2 separate regions of the Mus musculus genome follow, and region 1 is linked to region 2. The links are chromatin contacts, found by Hi-C or POLR2A ChIA-PET in ENCODE. All regions are on one chromosome and are shown on one strand. The core of a region is the stretch at or near the end of the contact, and the rest is flanking DNA. Distances in the headings are between cores, read along the strand shown.

The links. A loop is a pair of places that touch in the nucleus more often than their neighbours do. ChIA-PET counts read pairs that join two places held with the same protein, here RNA polymerase II (POLR2A).
Region 1: a map of gastrocnemius shows a loop between it and region 2 (5-fold over the local background). The contact joins the promoter of Mien1 here to the promoter of Pgap3 in region 2. A Hi-C loop is called at or near these places in 6 of 37 maps with a recorded cell type or tissue (gastrocnemius, heart and regulatory T cell). POLR2A ChIA-PET finds 5 or more read pairs at or near these places in 4 of 5 experiments (Patski and embryonic stem cell).

What each region holds. Positions count from the first base shown.
Region 1 is chr11:98,436,807-98,440,319 of GRCm38, forward strand. Mien1 (migration and invasion enhancer 1) reads right to left here and starts at 2,182. Exons shown (of 4, transcript NM_025559.2): 1 at 2,052-2,182; 2 at 1,841-1,938; 3 at 1,431-1,507; 4 at 902-1,339. The coding sequence starts at 2,140. The coding sequence ends at 1,256. Erbb2 (erb-b2 receptor tyrosine kinase 2) reads left to right here. Exons shown (of 27, transcript NM_001003817.1): 27 at 1-910.
Region 2 is chr11:98,398,903-98,402,463 of GRCm38, forward strand. Pgap3 (post-GPI attachment to proteins 3) reads right to left here and starts at 1,588. Exons shown (of 8, transcript NM_001033537.2): 1 at 1,313-1,588; 2 at 1-80. The coding sequence starts at 1,493.

The DNA of each region.
Region 1 (3,513 bases), core at 932-3,431, 38 kb after region 2:
CCCTGAGGAACCTCGCTCGATGCTTCAATCCTGAGTGGTTAAGAGGGCCCCGCCTGGCCGGAAGAGACAGCACACTGTTCAGCCCCAGAGGATTACAGACCCTGACTGCCCTGACAGACTGTAGGGTCCAGTGGGTATTCCTTACCTGGCCTGGCTCTCTTGGTTCTGAAGACTGAGGGAAGCTCAGCCTGCAAGGGAGGAGGCCCCAGGTGAATATCCTGGGAGCAGGACACCCCACTAGGACTGAGGCACGTGCATCCCAAGAGGGGGACAGCACTTGCACCCAGACTGGTCTTTGTACAGAGTTTATTTTGTTCTGTTTTTACTTTTGTTTTTTGTTTTTTTTTTAAAGATGAAATAAGGATACAGTGGGAGAGTGGGTGTTATATGAAAGTCGGGGGGTGCTGTCCCCTTTCTCCATTTGCAATGAGATTTGTAAAATAACTGGACCCCAGCCTATGTCTGAGAGTGGTCCCGGGCCGGGTCAAACCGTATTGCTCATCTGACACACAGCTCCTCCTGGAGTGAGTGTGTAGAGATCTTCCAAAAGTTTGAGACAATTTGGCTTTGGGCTTGAGGGACTGGGGAGTTAGGATTCCTTCTGAAGGCCCTTTGGCAACAGGGTCATTCTCCGTTGGACACACTCATACCAAGGCTACCCCCAGAATACTCCGTTGGACACACTCATTCCAAGGCTACCCCCAGAATGAAGTCCTGTCCTCCCAGTGGGAGAGGGGAGCTTGTGGAGAGCATTGCCATGTGACTTGTTTTCCTTGCCTTAGAAAGAAGTATCCATCCAGGAAAACCCCACCCACTAGGTGTTAGTCCCACCCACTAGGTGTTAGCAGGGCCAGACTGACCTGTGTGCCCCCCGCACAGGCTGGACATAAACACACGCCAGTTGACACAAGCATTTGTAATTACTCTTTATTGCCAAGAGCCGACACTGCCCAGGATTCAGGGAAAATAAGTTATAGCAACCGTGGCATCTGAAAGGTATTGCCACGCTGGGGAGAGGACCAAACTGCAGAGGGCACAGATCCCGGGAGAGCGATGGTGATGTTCACAGAGAACATCTCTTTTCTGCCTTTGGCCACAGAAATGTCTAGTCCCTCCTTGTGCCCTAAGAGGCAAAGTGAAGTCAGGGTCTTAGTTACCTAGGGCCAAGTGAGGGGCTAAAGGTAGAGGGATTCCTAGCGTAACCACAAGGAAAGGTTTAAACCCCAGAACCAAGCTTCCAAGAATCATTTCTTAGTCACAGGATGACACAGGGAGGCCGGCTGTTGGTGATCTTTTCTACAGGTTCTCCATTGCTGGCTCTTCGGATGGCTTCCATGAGCTAGCGGACAGAGACATGGGCGAGTGTCATGCACAGGAGAGGAGGGTGTGTCTCGTCTCAGCCACCCTCCCGAGGTACATTAAATACTCACGTCTTTCTCATAAGGAAACCCTCCATTCTCCAGCTTGGAGAACACCAGCTGTCCATTGATCTCAATCTCGAAGGCCCCTGGTAGGAAATAAATGCAAGAACGAACTAAGAACAACAGGCAGAAGTTCAGGGAGGTCCTTGGCACCACCTCGAGTCCAAGCAAGACTGTTCATGGCCTCGGCAGACACCGATCCTGAAGCCATTCAGCCCCAAACCCCAAAGTCCTCACCCGTGCGTCTTTCCAATACGCCATTAAGAGTTCCTTCACTCCAAACCCACAGTAGGCATTTTTGCTATGTGTCAGACCCTACTAGGGGCTTTATATACAACAGCCAATGTCAGCTCTAGAATGTAGGGAGAGCTGGAGTTTTATCACATGGACTGACTCAGCAGGTGCTCTGCGGACCTCACCTGTCCCCCCGAGTCGCGACTCAATCTCAATGCCCGGATACTCCTCCTTCACAGCGCTCGCCAGCTCCAGGTAGGTCGCCTCAAAGCCGCAGGGTTTACTGGGGAGAAGAGACGTGGAGTGAGCTGGGGTTCCGGGGGTGGGGCCTCCCGTGGATCCACCCCCATCTTGCGGGCGAGCACAAGAGGCTCCTTTTCAACCCGAGTGGCTTACCAGTACTCCACCACGATGTGGACTCCACTGCCTGCTTCCACCTCCCCGGGAGGGGGCACTACGGACACCGGCGCTGGCTCCCCACTCATTGCTGCCCGCTCCGCTGCAGGGCTGCTTCCGGGTGTGACGCCACGCCAAAGTCACGTGGGGGGCGTGTCCGTGGGCGTGTCCGGACCTCGCTTTGCGTCGGGGCGCCCTCTGCCGTCAGCAGGTACTGCTACATCTTGATCCAGCTGCAGAGCGAATATCCTGGACCAGCACTGATCCTGGGTTCTGAGAGCTCATTGGCATCCAATGCTCACAGTCATGGATTTGCTTACTAACGAACTGCCTGTGATCACAAAGCTATTTTCCATTTACAAAAGACAGAGAAAATGGGGCAGGCGGCCGAGGTAGCTGATGGTCTGTGATTGGTGTTGCTATTTACCTCTCGAACGATGATAGCGTTTGAAACCACACCATACTGCTTTTCTTTCGAGTTCTTTTTTTTTTAACTTTTAAGAATATTTTAATTACGTATATATGTGTATAAGTGTGAATTTATGCATGCGAGGGCATCTTTAAAACTTACTACATTTATTTATTAATTTGTGGACGAGTGTGTATTGGAGGTGGGGGCCATGCCATAGCATGCTTTTGAAGGTCAGAGTACAGCAACTTTCGGCCTCCTCCATCTTATCATGTGGGTCCCAGGGATTGAACTCAGAGTATCAGATTCTGTCTCAAAGGTCTGTCTCTTACAGGTCAAGCGTCTTCATCAGCCCAGAACTCTAGTTCTTTTGACTCTGAAGTGCTGACCCCCACTTTATGCACACTCCTCATCCCTGCCTCTTGCTAGAGGGCTAGTGTCATTGAACTCAGTTTGTAATTCTGGAACTGCAGCCTGGGTCCTCCCTGTCTCTTCCTTCCCTGAAGCACCACTACAGTATCGTAACAAGTCACCCATTCTGGTGTCCCTTGAAACTGTTCATTGTTGGGTCGGTCTGTGTTTGCTGAGTTCTGACGTCATCCCATCTAGTTATAGGATATTTCAATGGATCTAAGAAGGCCTTTCCTGTTTGCTTGCAGCTTCCAACTCCAGCCCCAAGCAATCGCTGCTCTGCTCTCTAAACTTTTCTGGACATTTCACATAAATGGACTCTTGCAGCATGTGACGTTTGCTCTGTTGTATCAGAGCAAGCCTCCATCCAGTGCTGTGTCCCAGGCGTTCCTTTCTATTGATGAATACTATTTCATTCTGTTGTATAGAAAAAGCACAGATTATTTGTCTATTAACATTAATCTGGGTTTCTTTGGGTTGTTTGTTTTGAGTAAATGTCTTGTAGATGCCTTTGTATGGATGTGTTGCCATTTCTCTTAAGTTCCTTAGAGTAAAATTAAAACTACTGGGCTGCGAGAAATTTATATTTAACTCTTTATGGATTGCCTACCTGCTTTTGTTTTTGTTTTTTGTTTTTGTTTT
Region 2 (3,561 bases), core at 338-2,837:
CACTCTGTGGCCCTCCTGAAGGTAGAGGCCAACAGTGAACCACATACACTCATACTTGCAGTCGTCCCGACAGGTCCAGCCTGAAACAGACAAACAGGACTACAGCTGTGTGAGGACTTAGGGAGGCATAAGCCTCCAGGCACGAATGGAGACCAAGAGGACCTGAAGGCTGGACAGAATCAGCGGAAATCTCAGAATCTTACTTCCCAGTTGGACAGAGAAGAGAGGGTGGGTGTGCGCTCGAGCACGCACGCACACACACACACACACACACACACACACACACACACACAGCGGGGGGGGGGGGAGAATATATTATATCAGTGGGAGCAAAGAGAATAGTTTCTTCTCCCTTGATCTAAGCTCTTAGGATCTGGCAGGCCCCTCTTGGAGACCTAGGTTCATACTTGTCCATCCTGAACCCAGGGAGGGATCTTTGGTGCCCTCCTATGTCCTGTGAAAATCGAGCTCAGACCTTTCATCAGACTCCTCAGGTTCCCCGGTACCTTTGTTTCCTTATTGCCCCTAATCTTCCTGCTCCCTGATCTCTGGGTAAACCAAGATGCTTCATGTACCCAAATCCTCCTAGGACCTCCAAGCTCTCTGTTGCCTCTGTCTGGAATGGAAACCGGATAATAATGTGGAGGAGCTGTTGGTCAAACAGGTCAGATCTGGGAATTCTGCTCTGCCACTTTACAGACGGTGTGACCTTGGGCAAGGTACTTAGTCTCTCTGAGTGTTCTCATCTTTAAAGCGGATTAGGGAAAGTATCTGACGGGGTTGTGGTGAAAGCCAGCTGACCTGCTGTGACACCCGTCCAACGTGGGTGCTCAATATGTTGGTTGACATCAATTCCATCCTGTTTAAATTGTTCTGTGGTTGAACACCCTGCCTCCACCCACTGAAGCTGACTCCGTCCCTTTCACTTCCAAATGCGTATAGTGCTTAACCTATGGGCCCATTAGGTCTCAAACTATTCTGTCTTGGAGAAGGCTAATGTTCACCTGCCTGGGGATTATAAGCCCAGAAGGGCAGGCTCCTGGTCTGCTTCCTGGGTTACTTCAGGTCTTCTTTGTATTTAAAAAGTAGTGGTTTGAATAAATAACATGAAACCTCTGGAAAGGTGGGGTAGGCTGATGCAATAGCCCCCCCCCCACCTTCCCACCCCTCCACACACACTCAGGAGGCTCCTGACATTAACACTCTTGAGAGAACGCTGAGGGAAACTGAGGTTCTAAGTTGCAGAACAGCAGGGCACAGTAGGCGGAGCCAAGACGAACAGGCGGGGCTTTCACGGGTGGGCGGGGCTTACCAGCTAGGCTCATGTAGATTGGCTGGCGGGAGCGGAAGTGCTTCAGTGCGTCTCCCGAACAGTTCCGTTCCTCGCATCGGAGCACGCAGTCGCGGTACACGGGCTCGCGGTCGCCCTGGGAACCCCCCGCGAGTCCCACTGCCAAGGTTAGCAGCAGCAGCGGCGCCGTCCGCTTGGCCATTCTGTCACTGTGCCCGGCCGCTGAGGGAGGAGCTTGGGAGAAGACGAAGTCCCACTTCCGTAACAACCGGAAGTACCTGTGTTCATCGTTGCATCCTCCGCTGACGCCCGCCCACTTTAAATAAAAGTTCCCGGATTTCAGTGGGCGGGTACCCCACCTCTATACTGCTGTCTCCTCTTTTCATATACAGCACCTAAGGAGAAGGGGCGATTTGCGCCCAGGAGCAAATTAAGTGTACTTTCTCCCTTCTATTTTACACGGTCTTTGTTTCAAGCAGACGCCTTTCTGTCACCCACTCTCTTAGATTCCAGTTTCCAAATGTTCTGGGTACCCCACTTATCCCCATTTCTTATGTCAGCATCTTGATTAAAGACGCTGCCATTAAAAGAGCTGAAGAACTTCTTAACAGGTGTCTTTGTCTCTACTTTGGTCCCCTCCAGTAGGCATTTCTCTCCTATTTAGCTTTGTGTTACTGTGATAAAGACCAACTTGGGGTTTGCTTTATGTCACCCCATCACAAGCCATCATGGAGGGAAGCCAGGGCAGGAACCTGGAGGTAAGAGCGGAAACAGAGGCCTCGAAGGAGTGCTGCCTACTGGCTTAGTCACTTAACAACACCCAGGACCACTTGCCCAGGGTTGGCACCTCCCACAGTGGTATGGACCCTCCCATGTCAATTATTAATCAAGAGAGTGTCCTCTGTAGACTTGCTGACAGGCCAGTCTGAAGGAAGCATTTATTTTCTTAATTGAGGTACCCTTTTCCCAGATGACCCTAGCCAGTGTCAAGCAGACACAAACACAAAAACGAACAACAACAAAACCCAAAACTAACCACGGCTCCACTTTCTAAAATTCAAGGTTGACCAATCTCTTTCTTACAATTCCTTACTAACTCCTCAACTCAGCCTGGCCTGGCCTGCTGGTCTTCACTCTGTTGCTCCAGATGCACTTTAAAGGTCCATGTCTCCAGAGTCTCTTGTCCTTGTGTGCTTTGGCCCTCTTGCTCCTGCTTGTTTTCCTGTTACCAATTAAAGGCTGTGTTTTAAGGATGATTGTTAGCACTGGATGGATACTATGTAGTGGCTTGTCTTTCCCCGATGGGATGGAGTCCTTTCTTGTCCTGCTCACCTCTGGCACTAAAGTAGAACTTTGCTTTCCATGGGAGACACTTTGAGATCCTTCTTCCTTCCTTCCTTCCTTCCTTCCTTCCTTCCTTCCTTCCTTCCTTCCTCCCTCCCTCCCTCCCTCCCTCTCTCTCTCTCTCTCTCTCTCTCTCTCTCTCTCTCTTTCTTTCCTTCTTTAAGTAAATGAACAACTTAAAACTGTCTGGGTGGGCTAGCCACCTGTGAGTGAAGGCTCTTCACTGAACTCGATTCCCAGAACTCAATAAAGGTGGGAAAAGAGAATCCTCTCCACAGAGTTGTCCTCTGACATCAAGTGTGCTGCAGCACACACACACACACACACACACACACACACACACACTCACACACACTGCACTCTCAGGGGCTGGGGAGGTGGCTTATCAGTGAAGAATGAATGTTGTTCCTGCAGAGGACTAGAGCTCAGTTCCTAGCATCCACAGAGGCAGCTCAGGGTCATTTGCAAATCCAGCTCCAGGGGATGGAAGAACTTTTTCCTGTCTTTTCAGGCATTGCATGTAGACACATATACCTTGATCGAGACACTTGCTTCAGTCACCCCCATCTCTGTGCCCAACCACCAGCACCCAAATCTTTCTGTAGCTTTGATGTCATGTAACTAAATCCTGCCTCCCTCCCCTCCTCCCCGCCCCCCCCCCCATTGTTTTTGTTCATGGTAATTCTCTCTTTACATCCTGGAGAGGGAATTAGGGTTGTGGGGTAGGATTTAAGGATTACTAAATCGAAGGTGGATGAGCAAGAAGTACTATGGAATTACCTTCATTTAACCAGCGAAGAGCTCAAGGGTATATCATTCACCCTGAATCTTCTGTGAATGACACTTCTTCCAGCTAAATATAACGTAAGTACTGTCTTTGAAGTGGACCATCCAGTTGATAGGGATGAGGAAATTACTGGTTTTTG